2 separate regions of the Homo sapiens genome follow, and region 2 is linked to region 1. Evidence: chromatin loops called from intact Hi-C (ENCODE). Cell type or tissue: Panc1. All regions are shown on one strand. Each heading gives the region's core, and the rest is flanking DNA. Links, peaks and the distances in the headings are about the cores only.

Region 1 (15,748 bases), core at 2,992-10,991:
GGCTTCAGAAGCCCCAGGGCCCATCAGGCTGAGGGGCTCCTGTTGCAGGCAAGGGAACAATGCATGGGTTCAGGGCGGGGGGTAGCATGTCTAGATTTGGGCTTGGGACAGGTCACCTGGTGGCTGTGTCTTAGGAGGAGGAAGGCTGAGGTAGGCAGGAGGGCCCCATCTGGACGGTCAGCTCCCAGATCCTGAGCCAGCTCTCTGAGTGAGCCCACTGGCCCTCCACAGGAGCCCCCCCACCCACATACAGGAGAAGGCAGGAGGGTGAGGTCTTCATCTTGGCCTCCACAGGACCCTCCCTACCAGCGTGGCAGCTCCCTACTGAATGGCTCCCTACCCAGCCTGAGGAGGAAGAGTGAGATGCCTCCAGTCCCAAACTAGTCCTCTGAGAGGGTCCAGCTGTCATTGCTCTTCCTGGCCCTTCCAAATCCCCGAGCCCCTCTGCAGCCCAACCCCAGGGTCCACCCTGTGGAGGTGGATTTGCATATCTGAGAGTGAAAAAAATTCTGCTGCAGAGGCTTAGTGCCACCAGAGATGCTGAGCCCCCTTTTGTCTGTTTGAGTAAGAGCTGGCTAAAGGCTGAAGGATAATTAGTCCCCCGTGGGCAACGCTGTCCCCCCTCCTTGAAGATTTAAAGGCGCAGCCCACATGCTCAAGCCACTCGGGTCTCAGCCCCTTCCCCCACAGGCCCTCCCCGCCCCCTCGACTCCGCCCTAAGGAGGGGACGGCAGCTCTGGCAGGAGCCGATGAATGAGCATTTTATCTGATTAAACTGGGAGTGAACTGGCTGGTCTCTATTATCTGCGGACTTGATTGGATATTTAGCACCAAATGTGTGTGTGTGTGTGTGTGTGTGTGTGTCTGTCTGTCTGCACACATGGACTGGGCTTTTCTAGTCCGTGTGTCAGGAAGAAATTGGATTGTACTGAAAAACATTTAATCTGAACTCAGGAGTGCACCCTGATAGAGTCACCAAGCTAGTGGTGAGGGTTGGGGGAGGGACAGTTCTGCCTTTAGCCCTGGACAAGAGGGGCTCCAGCCCTGGGCCCCGTGGGTTGAAAGGTCCTGCTTTGGCCCTCTTCGGGGTACAACCCTTCCCATGGGGTGAGGAGTCAGTGGTCCCAAGGGGGACGTGCCCACCTAGAGCCCGTGCCCGCTTTAGACCTCACCCTGGGTAACTGGGATCCTGGCACTCCCCTGCTTCCAGGGCCTGTCCTCCTGAAGGTGGCAGTATACCCTTATGCACTCGAGAGAGCCCACAGAGTCTCATAGGTGTGGGACTGAAATTGAGCTGTGTGAGAAGAAAAGGGGATGGGTGGGGTTGAGGGGTGGGGGCCTGGGAGTGGCTCTCGCCATACTGCCAGGGGCCAGTGTGGAAGCTGAGAATTCTTTGAGGTTGTTCATAAGGTGTATTTATTGAGGTAGAGGAATGGAACATATTTAGGAGTTTGCTAGCTTCTGCTTGATTTATATTTTGATTACTGGGGTTTGGACATATGGTATGTAGGCCTTGCTTATACTCTCAAATGTTCCAGGTGGAACTCGGCAGGGGGTGGCCTGAGGCCACAGAGCTTGTCTTGGTGTTTACTAGGAAACTGAGGCAGCTCTTCCTCCCAGATAGGCTGGGAAGATGGTGAGTTAAGCTCACCAGGCTCCTGACTTCCAAGTCACCAGGCTCGGCCAAGGCTCAAGTGCTAGGCTGGAGACCCCCAACCTGTGTTGGACCAAGACTCCCCCTCGGTCTTGTCTGGTGGCCCTGGGAGGGTTATTGTGCTATCAGCAGGTTCCTCTCCCACAAAGTGGGGATGATAATTGTATGTTCCTTTTCAGTCTGGAGTGAGGATTACATGAGATTGTGACCGAAGTTCTGGGTACAGAGTACGAGCTCAGTGAATCTTGATGGGAACACTTAGTGTTATTAAAATGAGTACTAAGGTTGGGCTGGTGCTTGCAGAGCACAGAAGGGACAAGCCCCATTTCCCAGGTTAGCAACTCTTTCTCCCAGTCGCTCCTGGTTCTATAGTCCACCTCACCCTCACCAATCGATGATTCAAGCCCTCAGCAATTTATGGCCTCATCATCTTGGCTTTAGTTACCGAGAGTGCTCCACTCCTGCCTCGCCCACCCACCATTTAATTAAGGATGGACAGCAAGACCTGGCAGCACCGGCCATCTCACTAAGGAGCAGCGCCAGGAGGCTGTCCCACCTCTGCCTGCCTTGTTTGCTGGGATGAAAGAGGAAATTGTCAAGACCAGGCTCCTCACTCCACAGGAGGGGAGACGGAGGCCCAGGAGGGGAGGGGTCAGTCAGGCTGACTCCTCAAGTCAGAACTGACTCCATGTCTCCTGATGCTCCTCCTGCCCAACCCTCTCTCGGCAGTAAATTTTCTCTCTCTCTGGGTGGCCTCTGCCCGGAGTGACCTCGTTCTCATCTCCTCTGAGCCTGATCTTCTGGGTACTTAGGGCAGGCCCTGACTTGACCAGTCCTCTAGTCCACCTATCCCATCCATTCTTTCCTCCACACCGCTAAGACTTTCTCATCCCTCACTGGAGGGAGGCATTCGCTCCATTAATACAGATAGAGAAACTGAGGTCCAGACAGGGAAGGGACTAGCCCTGGGGCCCCACAGTGCCTTTTGGTGAGACCCCAGGCCAGGCCTGGAGAGAGACAGGCACACACACACTAACTAGTAATTCCCACTCAACAGATCAACAGATTCCTCTTGCAGGAACAAGAGGAATTTCATTTCCCTTCCACCAACAAATCAAAGATCTGTTATGGTTTCATGCTAACCGCCACTGATGCTTGGTTGGCTTTTCTCTCTTGCTTATCACAGTGACATCTGCAGACTACCCTGGCATTCTGTAGAAAGTGTGCACTGCCTGGGGTGGGAGTTGATGGGGGTTAGGATTAGGTAGACCCCCTCTGTGCTCCCACAATCTCCTGAGGACCCTGAGCCCCAGTCCTGACCACATCCTCCTCCAGCCATTCTTGATGTGTCTCCCTGCTCAATTGGGACTTCTTGAGCACAGGGACCCTTGTACGGAATTATCTTTATGTGACTGTCACATATCTTGGAGGTGAACTTCTGGAGAGGGGGTCAGAGGGAGAGGCCTGGGTGAGTTGTGCTGCCTTCCGTCATCCCCCTCAGTCTCGAGGGATCCCATGAACACAACGACTATTAATAAGCCTCCTGCAAAGTGCCAAAGTGGACGGCCCTTTACAGTTTCCAGTGCATTGCCATCCACTCTCCTGTTAGTCCTCTGAAAAGCCTCAAGAGGCGGGGAGAGTATTTCCTCTACTTAACAATGAAGAGACAGGATCAGAGAGGTTGAGTGATTTTTTCAAGGCCACACAGCTCTTGGGAGGTGGAAATGGAACTCATACCTGCTGGGGCTGCACAAATGAGTGGAGGAATCTGTGGGGCGAGATAACCAGACTTGGCACAGAGTAGATGCTCAAAACCCTGGTCGAACAAATGAATGAATGCATGAATGAATGAGTAGGTGCATGTACCAGAAATGAATGAATGAGTAGGTGCCTGTGCCAGAATACAAAGTCAACAGGGAAAGGAGAGACAGCTGGGGGTCTGAGGAGGTTGGGGGCACCAGACACTTTTGCTCCCTGTGCTCATGTGGCCCCTTCTTGGCTCCTGAAGCACTGCTCATCCTTGGGGTTTGAGTACTTCCCCCTTAGCCCCTGGGTGATGCTCCTTTTCATGCTGTCTCACTTCCCTTGGCCTTTGCAGACTTCTCCCCAGTTAGGCTGGGGGGCTTTCTCTATGGAAGCCTCCCCTCTCCAGGCCCACCCCTAATATCTGTAGTGCCCAGTACAAGAACAGAAATGGAGGCTTCCAGCATGTGCCCTCTGCAAACAGCCGTTGCTTCTTGGGTCTCAGGGTGCACCCTTGCAAAAGTATTCAACCCTTAGAAGTGTAGATTTAAGCTTGCATAGTCCTCAGAAGCAGGTTTAGGCCAGGCGTGGTGGCTCACGCCTGTAATCCCAGCACTTTGGGAGGGCGAGGCGGGTGGATCACTTGAGGTCAGGAGTTTGAGACCAGCCTCACCAACATGGTGAAACCTTGTCTCTACTAAAAATACAAAAGTTAGCTGGGCATGGTGGCAGGTGTCTGTAATCCCAGCTACTTGGGAGGCTGAAACAGAAGAATCACTTGAACCTGGGAGGCGGAGGTTGCAGTGAGTTGAGATCACGCCATTGCACTACTCCCTCCTGGGTGACAGAGCAAGACTCTGTCTAAAAAAAAAAAAAGAAGAAGAAGAAGCAGAAGCAGGTTCAGGCCCATTCGGGGGTCTTGGGTACCGACAGAGTGTTCTAGAAGCGTGGAGCTTGGGATCTGGGGCACATTTACCTAGCCAGGTGGGGAGGGACAAGGCTGGAGGAGTGTGAGTGGGCCCTCTAAATCAGCTTAGGTACCTGGCCAAGTCGGTCAGGAAGACAGGCCCACCGGACTGGCTCATAGCTTTGCCTGGCAGAGCAGCACCAGGCTCCCCGCCAGCTCCAGGGCTGGGGGCTGGGGGTGGGAGGCGAGGCACCCACACACATGTGCAGGGCGTGTGGAGTGGGGGAGGGGACTGGCCTGCAGGGGGCCTTGCTCAGCCGCTTGCACACACCAAGAGACAATAAATCGACAAACACTTAATCTCTCTGCAAATTGAAACGGAGCCGTAAATATCTGCTGCATCCCAGCAGCTGAGTTATGAGTCTCGTTTATTAATCTCTTTAGTCTCAGGTGATGGATGGAGGAGGAGAATGGCCCGCTGAGACTCGGAGGGATGGGGGAAGGAGGGAGGAGAAGTGGGTCAGGGGTCTGGGAACAGCCCTGCCGGAGAAAGGGTCAGAGGGAGAGGCCTGGGGGATTTTTGCTTCCTTTTTATTCTCCGCCTTGATCGCAGGGCCCCAGGAACACAGTGACTATTAAGTCTCCTGCAAAGTGGACAGCCCTTTACAGTTTCCAACACATTGCCCCTCATTCTCTTGTTAATCCTCCCCATAGTCTCAAGAGGTGGACAGGGTGACAGTGTTCCCTCTACTTAACAATGAGGAGACAGGAGCAGAGAGGTGGAGTGATTTATCCAAGGTCACACAGCTTCGGAGTGGTGGAGATGGAACACAAACCTGCAAGAGCTATGCAGGTGAGAGGAGGGGTCTGCAGAGGGAAGTAACAGACACATGTGGGATGTGATCCTTATTTCTTCCTTTCTACCCTTCTCCTCTCCCTCCCTCCCTTCCTCGCTAAAATGCTTGGTAAGCACTGTGTGTGATTGTGTTTAGGAATTGGAGAGAAAAAGGTCAGAGTTGGGGGAGGGACAGGAAAGGGAAAAGAGCTGGCGAGTGTTCTCAGCCATGGCTTAGGTCGGTTGCCTTGTCTTAAGTATTTAATTGTAGGACCCCCTCCAGCCCCTGTCAGCAGGCGGTGCTCCCAGCTCGGGGCCTGCAGGAGTGCAGGGGAGGAGCTGAGGAGGGCTGGGGCCCTGAGAAGCCTTCCTGCCTTCGGGGAGCTGGGCCTGGGCGGGAGCTCGTGAGTGTGTGCTGCACAGAACAGGGATGCTTGGAGAGGTGACTGGGAGAGAGCACAAACCCAGCAAATGGGGCAATCACGCTGGGCAGTAGAGTCAGGGGCTACGGAGACTGAGGGGACACAGCAGGAAGGCTGGGGTGGCCAGTGTTTTGGGAACGTGTCTTGTGGCTGGTGTGGGATGGCCTGAAGGGGACACTGAGTCAAGGGCATCTGTTTGGAGGCCGTTGGGTGGGCCCTGGTTGGCTCTGCTCTCTGTCTCTGTCTCACTCCCTGTTTCTCTTGTAGTTCCTCAGCCTCTCTTGGTTCCAAAGGACCTGGGGCCTGGGCCCTCTCGTACTCCCAGACCCTGGGTGACCCTGCTCCCAGGCTGGGCTTGGTGCCTGAACTAGTGGCCCTGGGGGGGCTGCTTATTCCTGCTCCTGGGGGCCAATCCCAGGCTCCCGGGGCTTTGCAATGTCACCACCCTAGGCTGACGTTCCTGCTGCTTGTTGCCACCAAAGTGGGTAGTGTGCAGGGGTGCTCCAAGTCCCTTCCCTGGTGACTGCTGCTGGCAGCCTCAAAAGACTCCTGCTCAGAGTTAATCACCTGCCACCAGGTGGTGCTGAGGAGTGGAGGCCGGGTCTGACTGCTCTGCTGTCGGCCTCACCAGGCTGCAGACCCCATCCTGGGTGTGGGTCTGGGGGCAGGACCAAGGCTGCAGCCACAGTGCAGGAGCCTCAGGGCACTCAGGAACATCTGCTCCAACCGCCTGTGCTGTCAGAGGCAGGAACTGGGGCCCAGAGAAGGGAAGGAAGGTCAAGGTCACTTGCAGGAGCAGTGGGAGCACTATGAGTGCATGGACAGCACGGAGCTGGGCCAGACTGGGCAGGGGGAGTATGCCCTGTGGATGAGGGAGGCTGACAGGGTAGAGAGTGTGGCAACCTCCAGTGGGGCAGACCTGGGACAGGGGAGGTTTCTGTGCCATGTAGGGTGGCCCCCATCCAGGTTTGCCTAGGACTGTCTTGGTTTAAGCACTGAACACCTCATAGTCTGGAAACCCGTCAGTCCTGGACAGACAGGGATGGGTGGTCACCCCAGGGCCATGCCAGCCGGACAGAAAGGACTAGGCTCAGGGTGTCTCTGCTACACGGCCAGCCGCCCTTTCTGGGGGGCCTCACCTCTCCCATCTGATCCTGAGAGGCAGGTAGGGTAGGGTAAGCAGCATGCTAAGATGGAGAAACCAAGGCACATGGTCACCCAGCGTCCCCAGAGCACCCCTCCGCCTGCCTGCGAGGAAAGGGGTCCCTGTGCTGGGAGGCTTGCCTTTCTGAGGACCGAGCCCACCTCTGGCACACTGGGACTTGGGAGAGGCCACAGCTTCCCTGGTCCTCCTTCCTCTCTGCACTCATGATCTGGGGCTGTCTCTGCTGAAGTCAACCTACACCTCCGGAGCACGGCAAGTGGGGTGGGGACAGCTGGGGAAGGGGATTTAGAGAAACCGAGGGATTAAGGCCGAATCATTCTAGGGTCCAGCAGACTCAAGAAAGGAAGAGAAACAAAAGCGGTATGCTCAGAGGGGGCGGGGATGTGGAGGAGACAGGTGGAGGGAGGGGGAAAGGCTTTCAAAAACAGAATGAAAGAAATGAGTTATTCCAGTGTAAGGAGGTTGGAAAAACTCCACTGAATCTTTTAACAACCCTTGTCAATTATTCATCTCCTGGTATGAGGGCCCTCTGGTCTGCCACAAATCTCCTCTGAGCAAGGCAGAAGGAGGGAGGGAAACAGAGGAGGCAGAGAGAGAGAGAAGGAGAGAGAGGTGGAGAGAGAGAGGGGGGAGGGAGAAAAAGAGAGAGAGCGAGAGAGAGCAGGAGAGACAGGGAGAGAGACAGGAAGAGGAGGGAAGCAACCCTGTGCTTGAATTTCTGTGCTGGAAACAACACTGAATACACAATTCTTCCATAGTAAATGAGCACATCTGCCTTTCTTTATCCAAAGCATAGTCTGCCTCCTCCAGGAAGACTTCCTTGCCTGCCTCTCCCCCTATCCACCACCTCCCCAGCTCTCTCTCATTCACTAAGGGCTCACTAGGTGTGTCCAGGAGTGCTGGGTAAGTGTGGCAGTTAAAAAGCTACATTGTCCCAACCATGCCCCTCCTTTGCCTGTTCATCCCCCACCAAATATTTACTGTGTGCCTACTCTGTGCCACTAATCGTCTCCCCGGGTATGGCTTGCTCCTGTCCACTGGGGAATTCTCAGAGCTGAGGTCCTTGGCCTCTTTGTCCCCATGTCCCTGCCCCAGCTGGACACAGGGCTGGGCACATGGCAGGGTGGAGAGTTCTGGTTTTCTGACAGGCTGGAGGAATGGGGAGTCCAGGCACATGGCAGGTGTTTCAGAAGCCCTTTGTGGAGGAAGTCGGTCCATCTAGAGGTGGCATAGAGCCCCCTCGCCTTACCTGCTCCCCTCCTGGCGTCAGGAGGCATGGCCTGGCTCCGTGTGAGATGGGCTCAGGGTGCCCAGAGAGTGGAGGGCAGATGCTTGCAGGCTGTTGACTATTTGGGGAGTTGCCATGTTCAGGATGAACCTTAACACCTCACTCTTCACACTCACTTAAAGGCTCACCTCTTCCCAATGGCTTCCTGAGCTACTCAGACGGGAGATAAGGCTTCCTCTACCTCTGCCTGAGGCCCTACACTTGACCCAAGACCATACCCATGGGACCTTGACCTTGATGGGCCCACCCAGGACCAGAGTTTTGTACCATGTTGACCAAATGGAACTTGAAAGGCCTGCATCAAAACGAAGTGTTCCAAGGTGAGAAGAAATGGTTGGGTTGCAGTCTGGGAATGAGGTAGATCAAGGGCACATCCAGGGACAGGGAGCCACAGTGGGCTTAGTGAGCCATGGGGATGGGACAGGCAGGGCCAGGGGCAGCAGGCAGCATTGCACAGAGAGGCATAGACCTCCTCTTCTCCACTCTCATCTATTCCCAGAGCGCTTTTCTCTCCAGAAAATGTTCAATTTCCTATTAAGCTGAAGTCGGATCTGAAGGGAATCAGAGATAAAATTGTTTTTTGGGCTCCGGGGAATGCATGATGAGACTGGATATAGACAAACACACTCCTGAAATCAGGGGAGGCCAAGAGGCTCAGCCGGAGACAACGGCCCAGCGTGAGGGAGGCGGTTCTTCATTTGACTACAACTCAACCACTGCCATGTCGCTGGCGCCTGCTGCTCCAGCCCTGGGACCTGCTGCCGGCCACCGCTCCCTGGCCGCATGTCCAGGAGCCACACACACTGTGACCGTGCCATTGCTACTCAGTTGTGTCCCAGTGCTACTACTCTGTATGTCTGCCCACGTCTTCCACACTGTGCTCCGTACTCATTCCCGTGATTGCACCCTCCTGCGGTGCAGGGCTGTGTGACATGCTTCTACGGCTGGGTCTATTGTTATGCAACGACACTCCACTGCTCCGCGGCCACGTTCGATTGCTTGTCACTGTGCCTCATGGTCGCTTGAGTTCATCCATTGCTATGTAATTTTGTTTGGTTGCTATGGAAGAGTGACCCATTGCTACACAGCTAGGCTACCTGTGCTTGTCATGGAGCCGTACACTGTTGCTACTCACCCACGTTCTACTGCCTGTAACTGGGATCTACTGGCCACGTGAACATGTGTGTCTGGGTCCTGCCATGATCCTTCTGGGCACTGGCCAGTGGGTAGGAGCTGGGGCTGGGGGCTGGGTCTCTAGGCCCCAACTAGGGCAAAGTGTCAGAAGTAGAAATAGCCAGCCTGGTAAATCTGAGGAGAGCGAGAGAGTGAGAGCGAGAAGGTGAGTGAGAGAGGGAGTGAGAGAGAGAAATGATGAGTTGGGAGACCGAACCAGAGGTGAGAGGATAAACAAGGACGTAGTCAAGAGTCAGGAACAAGGAGGGATGGCGTGCCTGGAACAGAGTGGGATGGGTAAGGGAGAGGGGCATACCCACTGCCCTGGATACTCTATGAGTCTCTGGGGGACCCGATGGTGCCAGGTTGACTGAGCATACAGGCCTCTGTAGTGTCCAGTATTTCCTTGGCTGGATGCAAGGTGGCATGAGATTGCCATGTCAGGAAGCTTTGGGCAGGCCCATTCCTGCCCATCCCTGGGCCACCTCATTGCCACCCTTTGTAAAATGAGAGGATCAGTCTAGATACTTTCTAAGGTTCTTTCTGATTCTCTTGCTGTCCAGCCAGGGGTTCTCTATTCCATTGCCCAAAAAGCATTTACCAACATCTGTCTTGGACCAGGCCTGGGCAGGGCTCTGGAGCCCAGAGGCGAGTAAGTCAGTGTGTTCTTTAGTTCAAGGACTGGATGGTGGTGGCTGAGTGGCCCTAACCCGATAGCAAACCAGGGCTAGCAGCCAGTCCTTAAGGCCTCACCAGGTGTCCAGCAAGAGGGAGGGTAGAGGGACCAGGAACACTCTCTCCGGGTGAATGAGCCACTGATGGGAGTGCTGAGGGTGATGCCCAGGGTGGGCATGCTTGAGTGAGTTCTCCATCAGACCCAGCTCACAACACCTCTGCAGTCTGTGGGTATGGGGTATCACTCAGAGCCTCCCAGAATCCCGGCCTAGCATGCTCAGGCTGCTTCTTTCTCTGCCTACTCCTCTGTCGCTCACAATGGTTACTGTTGCTCAAAAACACCTCCTCCTGGCTGGGTGTGGTGGCTCAGGTCTGTAATCTCAGCACTTTGGGAGGCCAAGGCGGGCAGATCACAAGGTTAAGAGCTTGGGACTATCCTGGCCAACATAGTGAAAGCCCGTCTCTACTAAAAATACAAAAATTAGCCGGGCGTGGTGGCGCCCGCCTGTAATCCCAGCTACTCAAGAGGCTGAGGAAGGAGAATCGCTTGAACCCGGGAGGCGGAGGTTGCAATGAGCTGAGATGGTACCACTGCACTCCAGGCTGGTGACAGAGTGAGACTCAGTCTCAAAAAAAAAAAAAAAAAAAAAAGGCAGAATTAGCCAGGGTGTCGAATGCCTGTAATCCCAGCTACTTGAGAGACTGAGGCAGGAGAATCTCTTGAACCCGGGAGGCGGATGTTGTGGTGAGCTGAGATCGCACCATTGCACTCCAGCCTGGATAACAAGAGCGAAACTCCATCTCGAAAACAAACAAACAAACAAAAAACCAAAAAACACTTCCTCCTAATGGCTAACCTTGACTTCTCAAGCTGCAATCTGGTCCCATCTCTTTTGGTTTAATTCTTAAGAGAAAATCAAGACTGGCCCTCTACCCATGTTATTCTAATATTCTTTCAGATGTTGAAAACATTGTTTATATTGCCTACCTCTCAGATCCATTCTATATTTAAAGGCCATTTCTTCCTCCACTCTATTTTTTCCTCTCTGCTCCTCCTCCACCATCATCATCACCATCATCACCACCACCATCATCATCATCATCAAGTTTTATAAGTACAGTGCAGACTCCAACCCAACCCACCCCAGCAATTTGTGTCTCACTTCCCACAGACAAATCCATGGTATTAAGACATCTGTATCTGGTTTCTCTCAAAGACTCTCAGACCTAATGACCTCAGTTCAGACCTTGGATGCTTTACCCAGCAGACTCCAAACGAAGGACTGCCTGCCATGCCCAGTACTAGGAGCAGGGCTGGGTACTTCCCCCTCCTTGGTTGTGCTATGTCAGTGCCCAGATGGCTGATGTGAGAGGCTTGTCCAGCCAGGAGGTGCTTGTGGTTCCTGCTTCTAGAGGTGGTGTGAGTCAGGGGCTGAGGTCTGCATCCTTGGGGGAAGGTGGAGGCTTAGCTTGGGGAGGGCAGAGGGTTGGCTGGTTGGCCCCTCCGGGGCAGCTGAGCAGGAGAGGTTGCTCTGAGCCCTCCACAGGGCTGAGACCAGGGAGGGATGCCTTCTTTCTCTTCCCTTCCCATGTGCCTTTCCCCATGATGGCACCTTCCCTCTTCTTTCTTTCCTGGCCTGTTTTTTCTTTTATTTTGTTTTTCTCTTGAGACAGGGTGTTGCTCTGTCACCCAAGCTGGAGTACAGTAGCACGATCATAGCTCACTGCAACCTTGACCTCCCAGGCTCAAGTGATCCTCCTGCCTCAGGTTCCTGAGTAGCTGAGACTACAGACGTGCACCAACAAGTCCAGCTAATTTTTTGAATTTTTTGTAGAGATAGGATCTCATTATGTTGCCAGGGCTGGTCTCAAACTTCTGGGCTCAAGCGATCCTCCCACCTCGGCCTGCCCAAGTAGTGAGATTACAGATGCAGGCCATGCACCTGGCCTCTCTTTCCTTTACTACCTCTGCTTAGAGGCACAAGAAGGGGGAACCACGAGGCCAGGATGTGGAGAGGGCAGGAGCAAGTGGTTTATTCATGCTGCCCCAAATCTCCAAAGACAGGGTTTCTTTATTTTCAATGCAGTTTATGACTGAGCTGGATGTTAATCCCAAGGGCTCTTTCCCCAAGGGCCAGAGGTGACGGGAGAAAATTGTAAAGATGGCCCATAAGTGCTGTGGTGCCTGAGCAGGATGGCCCTGCTCCAGGGTGGGCAGGGGTGCTCATGTGGAAGAACCCTGGGCATGCCCAGCAGACAGCCAGCCTTCCTATTCGTCTGATGGGACATGTTCCAGAAAGGTGCAGAAGTGCCAGGGGAAGATGAGGAGGCTGTTGGTGGAGGAGGTCAGGTCCTGGGAGGAGGATGGCTTGGACTTCCCTGTGGACTGGTGGCCTTGTCTGGGGCCTTTTCTCAAGATCTTCCAGAGCAGCGTTCCCCATGGGACCCGCTGTGGAAGAAGGGAGGAAGCTACCCAATAATTCAGCCATGGTTACTGGGTAGCACCTCCCTGGACTGTCTCTTTGGTAGCCCATTCTTTAGCTCTCTGCATCGAGGGCTGAAACCCAGCACTGACTCCTCAGCAAATTAGGATGTCACTTTGGCCACCTCCACCAGCCCTTCCTGAGCATCTGCTCAACCAGCAACAGGAAAACACAGCAGCTCCCATGATCAAGGACACAGACTATGTCACCAGAATTGGTGTCCTCTTTTATTATTATTATTATTATTTTTTGAGATGGAGTTTCACTCTTGTTGCCCAGGCTGGAGTGCAATGGCACAATCTTGGCTCACCGCAACCTCCACCTCCCAGGTTCAAGTGATTCTCCCGCCTCAGCCTCCCGAGTAGCTGGAATTACAGCCATGCACCACCACGTCTGGCTAATTTTGTATTTTTTTAGTAGAGACGGGGTTTTTCCATGTAGGTCAGGCTGGTCTCGAACTCCCGACCTCGGGTGACCCGCCCGCCTTGGCCTCCCAAAGTGCTGAGATTACAGGTGTGAGCCACCGTGCCCAGCTGGTGTCCTCTTTTTTTGAGCCCCAGTTTCTCCTGTTATAAGCTAAAATGAATCTCTTAAAGGTGTTTCCCACTACCCAGTGGCCATGCACCTCAGGAAGTTCTGAGTTGATGCCTACACACATAAATGGAACCCTGGCTTACAAGTGTTGCATGGGTTTGTTTTGAAAGAAATTACACGGGAGTTCCACTCAAAAGGTGAAGAGACCCTGCAAACGAAGAAGCCACAGCGCCCAGCAGTTTGACTTTGGGGTAACTCACATGCAGAGTGTGCCTAAGGGGAGGGAGGTCTACTGGCCACCTGAGGCATGAAGCAGTCCTGCAGATGGCAGTCAAGTCCCCTTCCCATGGCCTCATCACTGCCCCGGCCCTTCCCACCTGGGGAGAGACACTCACTGTGTCATGGGACATCTCAGGCACCAGAGGTTCCTCCTCTGCTTCTCGTGGAGTGGACGTGCTCAAGTCCATTGTGGAGCTCACTGTGTCCTTGGACCAGGACTCTTGGATGGTTCTCAGCTTCTTATCCAGGATCTTGGGGTCCAAGGTAGGAAGAGCCTTGCTGTTGTTTGGTGTCAAGAAGTTTTCTGGTCTCTGAGAAGAGAAGGTGCAGAGAAACTTCAGGACAGGCCCCTTCTCTGTGCCCATCTACCATAAGCACACCATCTACACCCCAAGCCTCTCCTCCTCATGGCTCAGGAGGCCCTGCATGGCTGGCCCGTGCACACCTCCTACCATCTGCCCCTTGCTCACCGGGTCCCAAATACATGGCCCTTGCTGTTCCTCCAACAAGCCAAGCTCGCTCCTGCCTCAGGGCCTTTGCATTTGCTGTTCTCTTCCTGGAGGTCCTCAGGGATCCTTACGCAGCTGTCTCCTTCTTATCATTCAAGTCTCAGCCCAGATGTGATCTGCTCAGAGGGTCCCTACACTTTGAGATAGAGGCCCACTCTATCTAAAGTAATCCCACTTCCAATATACTCTCTATTCATTTATCCCATTTTACTGTGTTCATAGCACCTACTCTACCAGAAAATTTAAAAATGCATTTACTTCTTAACTGCCTTCCTTCTGCAAATGCCCATGCTAGGATGTGAGTCCCATGTCAGCAAGGAACCTTGTCTATCCCTAGTCTCTGGCTCATTGTAGGCACTCAATACATTTTTGGTGGAAGAATAAATGAATTATGCCATCTCTGGCACCCACACTTGGTGCAGTAACAACAGCTTCTAAAATCCTACACTCTTTTGACACCCTTTGCTATGTAGACCTATTTTCCATTTCATCTCCTCTATCATCCTTCAATCTTACCACCCATTAAGCAGACAGTCTCTCCTCTCTGTATATTCTGATGAGCCTTCGTCTCCCTCCATGTTCTTTTCCCGTTCTCCTCCTTCTCCCTTGGCAGGATTATCACTGTCATATGTCTAAAGTCTGATGCCACTCAAATACCAGCACCCCCACCGCCCAAGGATGACTTGATGTCTCAGCTCACACTGACTTGTAGGTTTTCTGGGTTCTTCTGGTCTAGCAGTTGGCTGTCTGTGCTTTCATGTTGCTAATTCCAGACTTGCCTGCTATTTTTTTTTCTTTTTTTTTTTTTTGAGACAGAGTCTTGCTCTCTTGCCCGGGCTGGAGTGCAGTGCCATGATATCGGCTCACTGCAACCTCCACCTCCTGAGTTCAAGTAATTCTCCTGCCTTAGCCTCCTGAGTAGCTGGGACTACAGGCATCCGCCACCACACCTGGCTAATTTTGTGTATTTTTAGTAGAGATGGGGTTTCACCATATTGGCCAGGCTGGTCTCGAACTCTTGACCTTGTGATCTGCCCACCTTGGCCTCCCAAAGTGCTGGGATTACAGGCGTGAGCCACTGTGCCTGGCTGCTTTTTTTTTGTTTTTTTTTTTTAAATAAAATTTTAAGTTCCTTGGGCTTAGGGACATGTCTGTGCTCCCTTTGGGGAAGGGTTACTTTAAAGCCCTGTTGGAAATTCATGGTTATCTCTAAAACATACTCATTGTTCAAAGAATCATGCAGTCCTAGGGTTTTCAGGGACCTCAAAAGTGAGCCAGTTCCACCCTGCACCAGCTGTTGGAATCCTCTCTTGGCTGCATAGCAGACAAATTATTCCACTGTCTGGAGTCTTGTGCTAGAAATAAATAGAGCAATGGGCACACTGCCAACCAGTACAGATGCGCTCAGAGTTAGAGGTGCCCAGGTGTTTGACCCTGAACAACCAGAGAGGGAATGAATGCAGGTGGGCCTCTTTTAAAGTGGTTCTTCTATAGGAAAGTCCATGCATACTAATTCAATGAATTGAGACAAGGACCCTTCACTTTACCACTGAAATTCTTTAAGTAATTATTCTTTTATGCCCCTTTCAAATAAAATTTGCTGTGCAGAAATTCATTAATGTGAAGATGTTTCTGGCCATGTCTATAGAGTAAGGGACAGTCACATAAGTACACAGAGGCATTTGGCTAAGTCTGGGCTCTATGTCCCCCAACTCCCCATCAAATGGGTGCAAAATAGACAACGCCAAAGAGAAAGCAGCTATAATAAGACTCTTGGAATGGGAAGAGTGGGACACTGGGGGACCCCGAGGCTGACTTTGGCAGGCCACCTACTGCACTTCATGACCAAGACTCCTGGGCCTGTTTTGTCTGTGGGCATCAGGCCTGGCTCTCTCTCCCACCTGGTCCTCTCAGTAGCTATGGCTCACAGAGGGCAGGCTTCACTTGGAGGCTCCCCACTGACGTGAAGACACCCAGGGTAGCATCTGAGTCAGATGGTTTAGGGTTTTCTGGCCATGTGTTTTAGATAGGAAAAAGTACCACATCTGTCTCTTTCTCGGAACAGCTGAACACTAGATTGA
Region 2 (15,748 bases), core at 2,822-10,821, 100 kb after region 1:
GTGCGCCACCACGTCCGGCTAATTTTTTGTATTTTTAGTAGAGATGGGATTTTGCCTTGTTGGCCAGGCTGGGTCTCTAACTCCTGACCTCAGGTGATCCACCTGCCTCGGCCTCCCAAAGTGCTAGGATTACAAGTGTAAGCCACCACACCTGGCCAAAGGGCATGGTTTCTGATAGGCAAGGATGTCTAACCCCTGACACTGCTGCCTTGTAGAGGGAGTGGGCTCCCTGTCTGGAACTGGACTCCAATGGTTGGAGGTGGATTTAAAATCAGATGGGAGTTGGCTGCTCCCTAAGGTAACAGTCTGAGACCCCTGAGCAGGGAAGGGCTTGCTGGCCTCTGGTGTGGGCACGGGGACTCTGGGAAGCCCAGCTGGTGAACCTCAGGGCACAGCAGCCGCCTGTATAGGACAGGCCCACAAATGAATACTGGCCGCCAGAACAAGCAATGGCTTTGCCAAGCTCAATTTCTGAAGTCCCTCTTACCCAAGGGCCAGGCGCTGAGCATCAGGGGAAGGCAGGAGGAGGGGTGGGAGGGATAGAGTCCCGCCCTCCGGGAGCTCACACTCGCGCCTGGAAGGCAAGTTTCCCGCATCCCTGGGATCAGAAGGGCCAGTGTGGGCTCCTCATTACATCAAATAAAGCTCGGGTTCAGCTCTGAGTCAGCAGATGCTGATATCTCTGTGGGATGGTGGAGAGCAACAGAGCCCTCTTCCTGCAAGAAGGGCCATTTGGGAAGAAGGGGGAGGAACTCAGGCTAGCAGGGTGCTCAGCCCCTAATCCTGCCCTGCAGGCTTGGGAATTTGAAAGAGAGCCTCCAGGATTTCAAGCCCTGTCTACTCTGAGACTTCACCCGTGCTGTTTCCTCTGTGGGGAACACACTTTCCCCCACCCCCATCCCCATCCTGAGCCTGCCACCCTCTGCTCAGCGGACTTTCCCCTGCCCTTCAGATCACCACGGAAAGGTTCTTTTCTTCAGGAATCTCCCCCCATCCCCAAATGCTCTTGGACTAAATTTGGTTTCCCATGGTACAGACCAGCTCAACCTGTGATTCCCTTTGTAACCCTCAGACTTTGGAGGGGATTTAGTTATCTGGCTGTGTCCCCGCTGAACTGTCATCTCTCCTGCCTCAGGGCTCAGAACAGTGCTGGCACATAGTGTGTGTTCAATAAATTTAAGTTAAAAGACTAAATGAATAATGTCTTCTTAAAAAAGCTGTTGAATGACTGCCTTAGCTGACAGGGTCCAAGCCGAAGCCCCTTGTAGGGTATTGGAAGGACAGAGACCCTCACAGTTTTAGGGGCCTAAACCTCCACCAGGGACAGTGGCCTGAGAACTGCTTTCTACCTTCTTCTGCCTCTCGCCCCTTCCTCCAGGCTGGGGCAGGGTCCTGCTCCTGGGGAGGGAGAATGCGGAGGAGCCCTCCTCCCTGGCCCAGACCTTCCCTTGCTCACCCTCAACCTCACTCCAGGAGGAGCAGGAGGCAGGCGGGGCTCCTCTTGCCTACCCGTGGGTCTGGTTTGTGTTTAAAGAGCTAATTTCCGCCTTGTGGGGGTGAGTTATCTCCTTGTGAAATCAACTTGTAGGAACAAAAAGGGTTTACCAATGAGACACATGTTGCCTCCTTCATGGAAACCCTAGGAGAAGAAACGGACAGATTCCCCTTCCCTGCCTCCGCCCCAGCCCAGCCCCAGCGGTCCGTCTCACTCGGTTGTTGCTGTAATGCTGGTCTCCTGTCTGTGTGCGGCACTGCAGATGTGGCGGGCAGGGGCTTGGGAGCTCTGGGGCAGGCGCTGAAGGCAGGTATGTGTGTGAAGTCAGGTGCGGGGGTGGGGGTGGCTCCTGGCCACACCCTTGCAGGGCTCAGGCCGCCAATGGTGCTGGGGCCTCCTCCCCCAGGAGGGGGGCTTTGTCAAGGATTATGGTGTATTTCCATCACCGAGGCCCAAAGGGGCCAGAAAGGGGCAGGCTGAGGCTGGGGGAGGGGCTCAAGGGAGCCCAGCTGGGAGGGCCCAGGCAGGCAGTGCGGAGCTGGCCGTGGGCTGCCTACCCTTTCATCTCTGCAACTCCTTCCTCCCTGGGCCTCCCTTCTGGTGTGTCTGTGGGTCTGTCTAGGTGGGCTTGGGAAAGGGGAAGGAAGGGGCGTCTCTTTAGGCAGCTCAGACTGGACAAGCCTTCTTTGAAAATGGTCCTTTGAACACACGCCTGCTGGTGGTTGGTCAGACAGATGCGCCAGCGGGAGCCCCGGGGCCCCAAGGGGACAGCTATCTCTGCAGGACCAGTGCGATGGGCGGGAAGGGAGGAGGGGACACGAGAGGCCCTGTCCTCTTCCCGTGCCAGCTTGCTCAGGCCCTCAGTCCCAGACGGGCTTTTCCCAGAGAGCTAAAAGTAAGAAAGTAACCTTCAGGATTAAAGAGAAATGTTTCTTTGTTTGGGTTTTCCGTCTTTCTTTCTTTTTTTTTCTCTTTTAAGCCTCTTTTCACATCTGTAGTGGCTTTTTTTTTCTCTCGCCTGGGGTCAAAGGAGAAGGGCCAGAGAATGTCGTCCCAGCCAGCAGGGAACCAGACCTCCCCCGGGGCCACAGAGGACTACTCCTATGGCAGCTGGTACATCGATGAGCCCCAGGGGGGCGAGGAGCTCCAGCCAGAGGGGTAAGTGTGGAACCACCCCACCTCACTCTGTCAGCCATCAGAATGGGGTGATGGCAGAGGTTGCAACTGGCCAGGGAGCAGCTCCTGGGCAGGGGCTGCTAGGTCTGGCTCTGCCACTCATTTGCTGTGTGACCTTGGGCAAGTCACAGCCTCTCTGGGGTTCATTCAGTCTCTGCCTCTGTTACATGAGAACAACATCCCTCACCCTGCTGTTAAGACACCTAAGGCTGGTCACCTTAGGTATGATGTGTGACGTGTTAAAAATACAGATGATTCAGATCTGCAGGGATGGCTCCCTGGGTGATTCTGGCCCATAGCCAGGATGGAGAAGCTGCTGAGAGCAGTTGAGGCAAGCAGACCTCCCTTCAAGGGGTTATTGGTCTCTGTGGTGAGCATTTGGGTGTGGTGTTTCCAAGTGTCAAGTTCTCTGGGCAGGCTGGGGGATTCGGGGAAGGCAGAGAACCAAAGGGAGAAAGCCTGGTGAGAAGTCACTGAGGAAACAAGCACCCTTGTTGTCTTTGGATGGTCTCAGAGGATGAGGAGAGCCTATTCCCTTTAGCAGAAGTGCTCAGGCCAGCCCAGGTGAGGGTGGGAGCAGGAAGGCAGCCCGCCCCAGGGTGGCCTGAGAACCCAGCCACAGCTGCTTTGCCTGGGTCCATTCTACCGGGGTTTAGTCTGGGCACCCTGGTGGAGGAGCTGGGCCCCTTCTGTGTCCCCCACCTCCTGCCAGGATGTCTTGCCTGTGTAGGACCCAGAGCCAGTTCTCCCCTGTTGTTCCCAGGCCTGGCCCCATCCCTTATCTCCCTGCTCTGTCTGACGGTTTGGAGAAGTAGAAAGGTGAGGCTGGGGGTTGCCGAGCCAGATGTGTGCACATCTGTTCTCCATCAAAACCTGAAACTTGAGAAGGAAAAATCCTTGCGTGCCTCCCCAGGGGCTGGGGCTGCGGCCTGGCTGGGCTTGGGTCATCCAGCAGGGACAGAGGCTCCACCCAGGCCTCGGGGAAGGAGCTGTTGTTTGGAGGACTCAGGGTTCTGACCACCTGGAAAATAGCCTGCAGTCAGCAAGGGCGTGCTCCCCACTCATCTTGCCTGACTGACCGAGAGCCTGTGGGCTCCACATATCCTGCTGTGTATGTGTGGCCTGCGAGAGACCAGAATGAGGACAGGCCCAGGAACCCATGAGGATGGTTTCTGACCTAGGTGAAGGCTCTAATCTGAAGCTGTGTCCTTGGGAGCCTCAGGGCCTGGGCACTGGCTGGGGGCCAGGTGCCTGTAAATGTAGCTGTGGTCTATAGCTGTTGTCTCAGAATAAAGTTGTGTGTATGTCAGGCACTGGGTGATGGGGAGTCCAGTCCCTCATGTGGGTGACATCTAGAAGATTCAGCTTCTTTCTCCCACTGCAGGGCATGACATCCATAAGAATAAAGAGATTTGTTTGAATCTACTTACTTAGCCAAACCAATTGAGCTGCCTGCCATCCCCCTGCCCTCAAAGTGGGAGCAGAAAATTGGGAGCTCAGGGGAATCCCAAGGAAATGAACTTGGGTTCACCTCTGTCTGTGTGAGTCAGACACCCTGGGGACATGTTGCATCAGAGCTTTGAAGAACTCCGGAGTGCCCAGTGCCCCAGCACTCTCAGGCTGGAGTTGGGGTGGATGAACACTGATGGCAGTGGAGTCAGCCACAGAAATGTCCTAAAATCCAGAACATTCAATGGCTCAAACACCCTCAGTGGCTTCCTGGGGCCTCCCATGCTTGCTGTAACCTCATCTCACCTGACCTCTGGGCTGCAATCAAACTGGAAGGCCTGCCCAGCCCCAGCCACGCTGCCTGTCGCCTGCCTCTCTGCTTCCTCATGCACTTCCCTCCACCTGGAGCTGCCTCTCCCCTTCTTTGCCTAAAGAGATGCTAACCAACTTTTATTTATTTATTTTTTGAGATGGAGTCTCGCTCTTGTTGCCCGGGTTGGAGTGCAGTGGTGCGATCTTGGCTCACTGCAACCTCCGCTTCCCCAGTTCAAGTGATTCTCCTGCCTCAGCCTCCCGAGTAGCTGGGATTACAGGTGCGTGCCACCACGCCCAGCTAATTTTTTTTGTATTTTTAGTGGAGACAGGGTTTCATCATGTTGGCCAGGCTGGTCTCAAACTCTTGACCTTGGTTGATCTGCCTGCCTCAGTCTCCCAAAGTGCTGGGATTATAGGCGTGAGCCACTGCTCCCAGCCACTAACCATTTTTTAAACTCCAATCAGATACCACCTCCTTTTGCCCAAAGTTCTCCCTCCTCTGCATCCTTCAGCACCTGCTGTGCCTGTCCCAGGATCAAGCTCACCACCCTCTCCAAGGTCTTTATGTCTGTGCCATCCTGCCTGTCCCATGGCACAAAAAGTGGGGCCACAAGCCACTAGCCAAATATTTGCTCATTTCTATGCCACCTGAGATCCCCATCTGACCCCTCACACTGAGCTGAGAGGTCAGATGGGGACCTCAGGTGATACAGAAAGGGCCAGAGGCTCCCCCAGGCAGGGCCCTGGAGGGCATTTCTGGGGGTAGGGGTGGTTTGGGGTAAGGTCCATAGGAAAATGGTCAAACTACTCCAGGGACAGTTTTCCAAGTCCCTGCCGGGCCCAGGTGTAAAGGTGGAGCGGGACCTAGTCATGCGGGGAGATGCCGGCTGAGAGGGAGGGCTGCCCTACGCACCAGAGTGAGAGGCCTTGGAGCTGGAGGTGGGGAGCTGACACTGGAGTCAGTGTGGCTGCTACTCACGATCCCAGTTCTACTTTGGGAAGAGGCTGGTCTCCTGGCCAAGAAGCTGCCCAGAGCTGACTTACTCTGCCTCTCCACCAAGTGACTGGTTTCTTTCCCACCGCTCACCCGCTGGGATTTCCTGAGAGAAAGCGAGCAGGACAGACCGAGCTGACCCAGCAGAGCATCCCAGGGCTCTGCACTCCCCTGGATAATGCAGCCTTGATGCCTCTCTTCATACAGTGGAGGGCGTTTTGGTGGGCGGCTAAGCCCTCTGTGCAGGCAGGGACTGGCGGCAGCCCAGGCTCCATCTCAGGCCCTCGCCCACCAGACCCCACTGGCCTCACCCATGCTGCCACCCTCCCTCTGGCTCTCCCAGGCCCAAGCTGGGAAAACCCGGAGCTCTACTGCTCACCAGGGACCCAGTCCTGCCTACTCTCCCAGGGCCAGGGCCAGCCCTGAGCTCAGGACTCCTGCCTCACTCCCTTTCTCCACCACATGATTCTGCTGGGGAAGCGGAGGGTTTCATTGTCCTCAGTGACCCCTATCTCCACTGTGGGTTTACCTCTGCGCTCAGCCAGGGTGAGTGCAGGACCATTGCCAGGCCATAGGGAGCCTCTGTGGAATTAGAGAAAGGGATCCCCAGTTAGGTGCATTCAGCTCAGCAGGTGCTGGGTTTGGTGAGCAGGGTGGCCTGCTCGTTCCCTTGGCTGAGCATCTTTGTGCAGTGGGCAACCTGCATGGCTGTCCATGGAGGCTCTCAATGAGAGGGAAGCAGGAAAAGAGAGGGACCAGGGGAGATCATTTTAGTCACAGACCAACCTCAGATGGCAGTGAGTAGAGGGCGAATCACAGGGCCAAACCCTTGACTGCTTGACCCAGGTAGTGTGCTCAACTGCAGTTCTGAGAAGACGTCTGTGAGACCAGGAGCAGTCAGAGGGGCTCCCTGGAGAGGGGAGGCCTTGAAGGACAGGAAGCATCTGGGTGAGCAAGAATAAGTGCTCAGCCGGGCACAGTGGCTCACACCTGTAATCCCAGCACTTTGGGAGGCTGAGGCATGAGGATTGCTTGAGCTCAGAAATCCAAGACCAGCCTGGGCGACATGGTGAGGCCCTGTCTCTACTAAAAATACAGAAAAAAAAATGCCAGGCATGGTGGTGCACACCTGTGGTCCCAGCTACTCATGAGGCTGAGGTGGGAGGATCTTTTGAGCCCAGGAGGCTGAGGCTGCAGTAAGCCGAGATCGAGCCACTGCACTCCAGCCTGGGTGACAGAGCAAGACCCTGTCCCTCCAGAAAAAAAAAAAAGAGAATAAGTGATCAGGCCGAGCCGGTCTACTCTGCTTCCCCTGGGAGCTTCCCATGTCCTTTAGTCTTATAACCCCAGAGCTTGGCATGGGGCTGGCACATCACAGGGACACGAGGGCCCCAGAATGACCCTGAGAAGGTGGGACTGGGAAGGCTTGTGTAGGAGGGATCAGAGGGTTGAGGGAGGTAGTGGGTAAAGCCTCAGTGTGAACAGTCTTGAACCCCAGACCCATCTGCACACCCAGGGGGGCCTGACGCAGGCCTGAGCCAGCCTTCATTTGCTCTGCAGGGAAGTGCCCTCCTGCCACACCAGCATACCACCCGGCCTGTACCACGCCTGCCTGGCCTCGCTGTCAGTGAGTCCAACCCAAGTTGAACCTGGCTTGCAAGCTGCTGCCAGCCTGGGCAGTGGGACCTGTGTTCCCCACTGGGGCTGGTGAAGGGGGGCCCTGGAAGATCCTGGGTGGGGGGAGCTATCTGGGAGTTCTCCCAGCTTGGAGGCCCAAACCAGGATGCAAGTCCAACCTTCCAGATGTCTGTCACCCCTTGACCAGTCCCCAAGATGTCACATGAGTGTGCACTGGGCAGGTAGGGGATATCCTGGGGCCTGAGTCCAAGCCCTCAAACTCAGACCCTCAGGGGAGGCCTGGGCACCCCAAGCCCTCCTCTGCACTCTCCTTTCAGATCCTTGTGCTGCTGCTCCTGGCCATGCTGGTGAGGCGCCGCCAGCTCTGGCCTGACTGTGTGCGTGGCAGGCCCGGCCTGCCCAGGTTTGTACCATGGCCTGGGCACCCCCACTCAGGGGACCCAGCTGACAGGGTCCCTCTGGGAGGGTGGGTGATTTGTTAGGTACCTAAAAGGCAGCTCTGGCTTTAATGACATCCCTATCGCCCTCAGCCTGGAGCTTTCCTCACCCCCACCTAGGTCTCCAGGTTTAGTCAGGACCCCCAGAGGAAGGGGGAGGGACTCGCTCAAGCCCGCCTGGGAGAAAGGACTCCAACCCAGACCCTAGGGAAACAAGCCTGACAGGACCCAGCGTCAGAGTGTACCTTCTCAGGCAGCCCTCCATGTGTGGATTGACGTGACCATCCCAATGCCATCTTGACCGTCATCTTCCCTGAGGGTATCACCTGGACCCTAATGCTTGAAGGCAGATTTATGGGGACTGACATCTAGCCCCTATAGCTGGAGCTTTCTTCTCCTATCTCCTTCAGCCCTGTGACTCCAGAGCCTGGACAGGCATGATCCTGAGGAGATGGGGCTGGGCAAGCTAGTGTGCGAGAGACCAAAGGGTTGGGGCAGGTGATGGGTGGCTCCTTGGTGTAGACAGCTTCACATCCCAGACCCAGACTGTGCACCGAGGCAGGTCTTGCTGTGCTGGTTTTGTGGGGAACCAGCCTGGGGTCTCTGGTTGGCCCCAGAAAGAGCTTGCCCTGGCTGGGGCAGTGTTTGAGGGAGAATGAACCTCTCAGAGCATGAATGCAAGCTGCAGTGCAGAAGCTGTGGGTCTGAGTGGCTTGCCCTGAGCCCAGAAGGGTGATGCCTGGGACAGCTATGCCCGCTGTCTGCCCTCTGCCCCGGGTCCACACCCAGCCCAGGGCGGCGGCTGTTGTACAAGGATGTTGTGACTCGCTGAGTTCTCTGAAGGTTTGCCAGCTCAGACAGACCAATTAGTGTGGAGGTGGCTGCTTCCTGGAGCTTCCAGGGTGGGCGGAGGAGCAGTCTTAGGGCTTCTTCCCACTGTATGTGTGTCCCAAGTCCCTTTGGCACGGGGCCCAGAGCTTGGTAGATAAGAGGCACTCCACAAATATCTATGGAATGAATGAATGAAGGGGCCTTATTCCCCCATCTAGAAAGTGGGACTGACTCCACCTCCTTGATTTATGGAATACAGCTGGGAGGTAATGGGGGTGCAGGGGCTGAGCAACTCCCTCCTGCCCTGTCCTTGCCTCTGTGCTAGCCCTGTGGATTTCTTGGCTGGGGACAGGCCCCGGGCAGTGCCTGCTGCTGTTTTCATGGTCCTCCTGAGCTCCCTGTGTTTGCTGCTCCCCGACGAGGACGCATTGCCCTTCCTGACTCTCGCCTCAGCACCCAGCCAAGGTACCCACTGACCCCCAGGCCCTGGGGTTGGTGTGATGGGATGGGGTAGGGTGGGGTCTCGGAGTTTTAAGCTTGGCTCAAGGAGATGAGAGTAACAGGAACAGCTGTCAATGAGATGGGCTGCTATCCTGAGACGTGACCTTTTTAGACCATCCAGTCTTTACAACGATGCTACAAAGTATGCATATTAGCCCCATTTTGCAATGGAGGAACTGAGAGCCAGGGAAGTAGTATCTTAAATTGAGTATTTGCTCAGGCACCATGCTAAGCATTATATATCCACCTTCTCATTTTGCCCTTGCTAATATACTGTGATTATTTTCATTTTACAGATGGGAAAACTGAGGCTCCAAGAGGTAACTTGCCCAAGATCACAGAGTTGAGACTAGTCAGAGCCTGGATTTGAACCTAGTGTTCTTGCCCACTGAACGTGCTGAAGGGCTTGGAAGCTGGAGACCGAAGAGAGGCCTGGGTGGGCTCACTGCAGGCCCCATGTCTGCCCCTCCAGCATGGGTCTCTCTGCTTGTTTCACCTTCCAGGGGCCTGGAAGATACTGGGACTGTTCTATTATGCTGCCCTCTACTACCCTCTGGCTGCCTGTGCCACGGCTGGCCACACAGCTGCACACCTGCTCGGCAGCACGCTGTCCTGGGCCCACCTTGGGGTCCAGGTCTGGCAGAGGGCAGAGTGTCCCCAGGTGCCCAAGGTAACCGCTGATCACAATGGCCTAGGGCAGAGGGGCGCACAGAGCAACCTACTCAAACCACAGTGCCTCCTTTGAGCTCTGATTCTATGATGGGCCGCCCTGCAGCCTTCCATTGTGCATGGGATTCCATGCCTTCAAACATGTGCCCCTTCCAAGCTTGGCTGCTCTGCAGGAGAGGCAGGGAACAAGGTGGCTGGGCCCAGCCCTCAGGAACTTTAAGTCTAGGAGGTGGCGGAGAAGGGGAAGTGGGCAGAGTAGGGGGAAGAGAAAGCCTGAAATGGCCCCCACCCCCAATGCCTGTGTTAGTGATCCCCCAGCTTCCCTTTGGTCAGGCTGGAGAGGGAATGGGAGTGAAGCTTGATGGAGGCCGGCAAGTGCGAAGTCAGGGATGGTCTAAGAGGGCTGAGAGGAGAATTCCGGAACCTCAGGACCTTGCTCACTGGCTGCTGGCTGGGGCTGTGAAGCTGTCCAGTCTAGAACTCAAAGAGTGATGGTACAGGCTTTAGAGCCAGACAACCTGAGTGTGAATCCAGCTTCACCACTTCATTCATTCACTCACCCATTCATTCAACAACATATTTGAAGCACATACTTTGTACCAGGGACATTTCCAGGCACTGGACTACAGCTATGAACAAGACAAACAGTCCCTAGCCTCCCAAGAGCCGTCACTTCAGAAGGGCAGACATGACACGCAAACAAAATGATGCCAGGTGGTACCAAGTGCCTTGGGGAAACAGTGCCACCTTTCTGAGACCGTTTCTCCATCCGTCCATGGAGCTGATAACACCAGTCCCTCAGGGTGGAGGTGAAGACTAAGAGGTTGCTTTGAGAGGGGGAACTTGGTGGCTTTTTTTCACCACCTAGAACCTGGCACATACTAAGCTCTCAATAAAAGTATATTGAACCAACAAATAAATGAATGAGTATACAAAAAGCCCACCCCCAGGAAGGCCTCAGCCCTGAGGAGTAGGGCATAGACTTTCCTGATGCTCAGGTTGAAAACTATATGTAGGCAAAGGCAGGCTTTCGTGTGATTTTCAGAACTGTTCCTAATGCTCCGGGAACACAGAAACAGAAAGAGGTGTCCTTTCCAGTGGGGGGCAGGAGGGAATCAAGTGATCTCCTCCTCTTGGCTCCTCTCAGGCCCGTGGGGATCCAGGAGCCTGGGGGAGGGGTGAGCATCTCTGCAGGGCTCGAGAAGGGGAAGTGGGCAGGTTTGCGCTGGGTGGCAGGTTGGGAACCATAGAGCTGAAGCCTTCCCATGGCCCCCCAGACCACCCTCAGGGCCCAGTGTGAGGTGGGAAGGGCAACGGATTCTGGTTCTTGGCTGGGGGAAGAAGGTGGAAAGTAGTCTGTCTGGGTGTTTGTCTGTCCAGATCTACAAGTACTACTCCCTGCTGGCCTCCCTGCCTCTCCTGCTGGGCCTCGGATTCCTGAGCCTTTGGTACCCTGTGCAGCTGGTGAGAAGCTTCAGCCGTAGGACAGGAGCAGGCTCCAAGGTAAAGGGGCAGGCCTGGGATGAGCTCTTCCTCAGCACCCAAGACAGCCCTACTCCCCCGTATCTGTGGTCCCAGATACATGGCCGTGCTTGATGTAGGGCCCAGCACAGAATAGATGCTCAGAAAATGTTTGCTGAGTGACTGCTTAGTCCTCCCTCCCTAGGCAAAAGCTGGACTGGGCCCTTGACTGGCACCCAGGATACCCGCGGCACTGGGCTGTGTGAATAGTAGGGACTTAACAAAGCAGAACTGAGTCAGAAGCCAGGAGAGTCATATCTCTGTCTGTGAAACACTGAGATCTGGCTGGAGAGACAGCCTGGAGCCTTGTGCCTAATCCGAGTTCTGCACATAATGAGATGATTCAGGAAGCACCCAGGGCAGAACTCCATTATGAGTCAACTCTAGGTTGGATGTGGTTGAATAATTTCAGATAAAGGGGAGGGCTGAGAGGGCTTCCTAGAGGAGGTAGACTCTACAAGGGCCTGAAGGACAGGGAGATCTAGAGTGATGAGAGAATAAGGAGCAGGCATTGTAGGCACGGGAAAGAGCATGAGTAAAGGGGAAGAGATAGTTTTGTGTCTGTTTTGTTCATTATATTTGCAGCACTGGGTGGGTCTTGGCCCTTAATAGATACTCAGCAAATATTTTTGAATTTTTGAATAGATGGATGAATGGATGGATGGATCGAAGGAAAGATGTATGGAAGGAAGGATGGATGGATGAATGCATCATGGTAAAAGAGAATTCTTAGAAGATACTTCAATCTCACTAAAAAGCCTTCTAAGCACCTACCATATGTCAGGCCCCGGGCTCAGTGCTGTGGACTTGGAGCTGATGGACTTGTGTCTGATCTCCAGGAGCTCCCAGTGTGGTGGGGGAGACAGATGCGGCACAAAACACCTGCAGTGCAATGTGAAACCTGCACCGGGTGTTGGGACTGTGGTGCAGGGGGCGGGGTCCACTACTTCTTTCTGGTGAGAGAGGAGGAGGAAGAAAGCTCTGCAGAGACCCTCAAAGGGGAAAGAAGAACAGACTCAGGAGAAAGTCTTAAGACATAGAGGCCAAAGGGCGTGGCTTCTCTTCAGACAGGGCAGGGGAAGGAAAGGCTTGATGGGAGGCACCTGGCCAGCCAGCAGGTAGGTGGTGGTGCCAGCTGCTGGCCCAGGGAAGGTGGAGGGAGGAGCAGGTGCTCCTGGGATGATGCTTGGTCCTGAGGGTGTACTGCTCAAAGTCTGGAGCTCAGCAGAGGGGCTGGGACCGGGTGTTAACTCGGCAAGGTCAGACTGAATCCAGAGAGTGAGTGAGATCCCTAGGCAGGATGGAGAACCCCGGGTCCCTTTTGGGCTACTCTGGTCCGAGAAGGCCCACGGACTCCAGACTCGGCTCCCACGTGGCAGGCAGGGAGTTCTGAGCGCTTGTAGCTCCTGCCTATTGAGGCCAACACCCCTCGAGGAAGCCTGTGTCCCCTCCTGTTTACAGCTGGCTCTGAAAAGGGAGCGGCCCCCCGGGACGACACAGTGCCTGAGGCATGCCCCTTTACCTTCTCTTCCAGGGTTTCCACCACCCCATCTCTCTCTCCATTGCCAGCCTTTCCTCCCAGGCTTGAGAGGTGTACAATCCTCTTTGGACTTTGGTCAAAGAGGTTTAAGTCTCAAAGGACCCCCATCAAGCTTTGAGCTGACCCACTCCTGCCCGGGATCCCAGGGTTGTCATGGCAACAAGTGACAACAGCCTGTGTTCTCCCAGTGATTCCAGGCAGGGGCTCACCCCATCTTCCCATGGGCCTCTGCTACTTCACAGGCAGCTTAAGGCCTGGAATGTGGCTTAGACAAATCTGGTCACCCTTGTGATCTCCCTTGCGCAGTGGCAGCAGGAGAAGCCTGAGGGTGTCTGACCTGGAATGACCCTCTTCTGTGTCCTGGTCTAGGATGTGCCCGTGGGACACAAGCTTCCCTTTGCCCCAGTTTCAGCTAGCAGAGGCCAGAGGGCTAGGGGTGGGAAGAAACGGTGAAGAGATGTGACTGAGTAAAGCAGGCGAGAGTTGGAGACAGATCTTAGGAAGAACTTCCTGGCATTGATGGTTCTTTGATAGGAGACTGGCCTTGTATTTGTGAGAGAGAAAAGGGAAGCTTTGGAGGGCACGGACCTCATCCCCACAGGTCAGCCCCATCCACACTCACCACCACCGCCATGGCCAACAGGTTTTTATGGAGCACCTGCTTGGTGAACACTCTAGTTCCCTGAGCCAGGGACCCACGAATGGGTCGAGGCAGATCTCATCTGCTTGTTCAATTGTCTGTCTCCACAGGGGCTGCAGAGCAGCTACTCTGAGGAATATCTGAGGAACCTCCTTTGCAGGAAGAAGCTGGGAAGCAGGTGGGGTCTCTGACACACCCTTTGTGGGCCAATGGATTGGGCTGGTTAGCAGCCGTGCTTGGGAAGCTGGCACTGGGCAGCATGGCAGGGGCAGAGGGGAAGAATGACCAGCCTCTGGGGCTGGCCCTCAGGGAATGGGCTTCCCCTGAGGACCCCGCACCTGCCTGGGTCTTTCTGCAGCTACCACACCTCCAAGCATGGCTTCCTGTCCTGGGCCCGCGTCTGCTTGAGACACTGCATCTACACTCCACAGCCAGGTATGGGGTTGGGAGCTGAGGCCGAGCGTGACAGGGGACGTTACCCTCCCTTGCACAGAATGGCTGCAGTGGAGGACTGGCTCCTGCTCCCCAGAATCCTTGTCATCAAGAGGGACAACTACCAGCTTGGGACAGCGGGAAGACCCTGGCCTGGCCTTGGTCATTTAGGGTCCTGCTGGCCCTTTTCCTGGGCCCCTTGGGAGGGAGGAGGGCTCCCGGGCCTGAGTGGTGCTGTTCACCATACTCCTTCCTTTGAGGACTACAGGATTCCATCTCCCGCTGAAGCTGGTGCTTTCAGCTACACTGACAGGGACGGCCATTTACCAGGTATGTCCCTCACCCTGTACTGCCATCTGCCTCTGGAGCCCTGCCCTCAACCCCCAAGCCTGGAGCAGTTCCGGCCCAACCCAGCTCTCCAGGTGCTCCATCCAGAACCCTGACCAGGTGCTGCAGGCCATCTTGGGAGTTCTGGCCTACCCAGAAGGGCCGGGGTGTTCACTCTTGGACTCATGAAGTGACTCGGAGCATTAATTTTGGAGGCCACATAAACACGAATTTAAATCCTAGCTCCACTATTTACCTCCTGTGTGGCCTTGGGCAAGTTATATAACCTCTCTGAACCTGTTAGCTCATCTGTAAAAAGGAGAAAATAGAATAATTTTCCTCTTTGAGTAATTGGGAAGATTTAGCAAGACAACATGTTTGATAAACTCTGCCTCACCACCTCCGAAAAAAAAAAAACCCCGAAAAAACCAACAACAACAATTAAAATCCTGGGAGATGGGTATGATTATTCTCCACTTTACAGATGGGGAGAATGGAAGCTTGGAGAGGTGAATTTGACTTGGCCAAGTTTCTGCACAGCTAATATCTCAGCGTAGCCTAAGTTTGAATCCAAGTCTGTCCAGCTTTAATTCCTGTGCTCATTTACTTTCACAACATAGAAAAACCAGAAATTTTACATTCCAAAGTTTAGATAGATAGATGATGGGTAAATAGATAGAGGTGCAGACACAGTCATCCCTCAGTATCTGAGGTGGGTTGGTTCCAGGAACACCCCTCCATACCAAAATCCAAAGGCTCAAATTTCTGATATACGATGGTGTAGTATTTGCATATAGCCTACACACATTCTCCAGTATACCTCGTTATCTCTAAAGTACTTATAATATCGAACATAAGTGCTATGTAAACAGTTGTCCTATGTCTGGGTGTGGTGGCTCACACCTGTAATCCCAGCACTTTGGGAGGCTGAGGCGGGCGGATCACAATGTCAAGAGATTGAGACCATCCCAGCCAATGTAGTGAAACCCTGTCTCTACTAAAAATATAAAAATTAGCTGGCGGTGGTGGCGCGGGCCTGTAGTCCCAGCTACTCAGGAGGCTGAGGCAGGAGAATTGCTTGAACCTGGGAGGTGGAGGTTGCAGTGAGCCGAGATCGCGCCACTGCACTCCAGCCTGGCCACAGAGCAAGACTCCATCTCAAAAAAAAAAAAAAAAGAAGAAGTTGTCCTACTGTATTATTTTTTATTTGTATTATTTGTATTGAATTGTTATTTTTTATTGAGGGTTTTTCCCCAAATATTTTTGATCTGCGCTTGATTGAATTGGTTGGTTGTGGATGTGGAACCCACAGATACGCAGGGCTGACTATATGAAGTTACGGTGCTCGAAGGCATGCCTTTGGCCTATTAGGCTGTGATTGCACCTGTCTGTAATGTCCTCATTTAGAGGCGTGAGATCCCTGCTCTAAGGGGCAGATAAGAACACTGATGGGCAATGGGCATGTGGCTGGGGCCTGTGTGCTGCCAGTTTCTTCCCCAGCGTCTCCCCTGTTAGCACAGAAAACCCTTTCCTGGGATGGGGCCCTCACTGTGGGGCTCTTCCAGGTGGCCCTGCTGCTGCTGGTGGGCGTGGTACCCACTATCCAGAAGGTGAGGGCAGGGGTCACCACGGATGTCTCCTACCTGCTGGCCGGCTTTGGAATCGTGCTCTCCGAGGACAAGCAGGAGGTGGTGGAGCTGGTGAAGCACCATCTGTGGGCTCTGGAAGGTGAGGCCTCCAGGGAGCCCCTGAGGGCTGCAGTGGGGAATGAAAGCGGGGAGAC

The links. Hi-C counts contacts between places; a loop is a spot of excess contacts. Peaks named below come from ENCODE experiments on the same cell type or tissue, not always from the same donor. Only the 100,000 strongest peaks of a DNase experiment are listed, where the experiment ranks them.
Region 2: it touches region 1 in a loop (4-fold over the local background); 5 of 110 quality-filtered maps call a loop at or near these places.

The regions. Positions count from the first base shown.
Region 1 is chr15:74,293,475-74,309,222 of GRCh38, reverse strand. CCDC33 (coiled-coil domain containing 33) reads right to left here. Exons shown (of 19, transcript NM_025055.5): 11 at 13,275-13,469. Among named protein-coding and RNA genes, the nearest start is that of CCDC33-AS1, 18 kb to the left of the region's middle. RefSeq lists an enhancer at 7,700-8,521. In Panc1, for the core only: CTCF peaks have their summits at 5,943 and 6,147 (motif pointing right); a DNase peak (open chromatin) is centred at 6,153.
Region 2 is chr15:74,189,060-74,204,807 of GRCh38, reverse strand. STRA6 (signaling receptor and transporter of retinol STRA6) reads left to right here and starts at 2,021. Exons shown (of 19, transcript NM_022369.4): 1 at 2,021-2,095; 2 at 2,526-2,653; 3 at 6,990-7,056; 4 at 7,385-7,470; 5 at 8,661-8,800; 6 at 9,133-9,156; 7 at 9,340-9,506; 8 at 10,886-11,008; 9 at 13,317-13,384; 10 at 13,565-13,641; 11 at 13,907-13,968; 12 at 15,531-15,693. The coding sequence starts at 2,541. It also overlaps a transcript of CCDC33 not described here. RefSeq lists enhancers at 1,116-1,749, 4,160-4,219, 3,653-4,286, 4,287-4,922, 7,652-7,821 and 2 more. In Panc1, for the core only: no CTCF peak of the experiment used is centred there; no DNase peak of the experiment used is centred there; H3K4me3 peaks cover 593 bases; H3K27ac peaks cover 3,175 bases.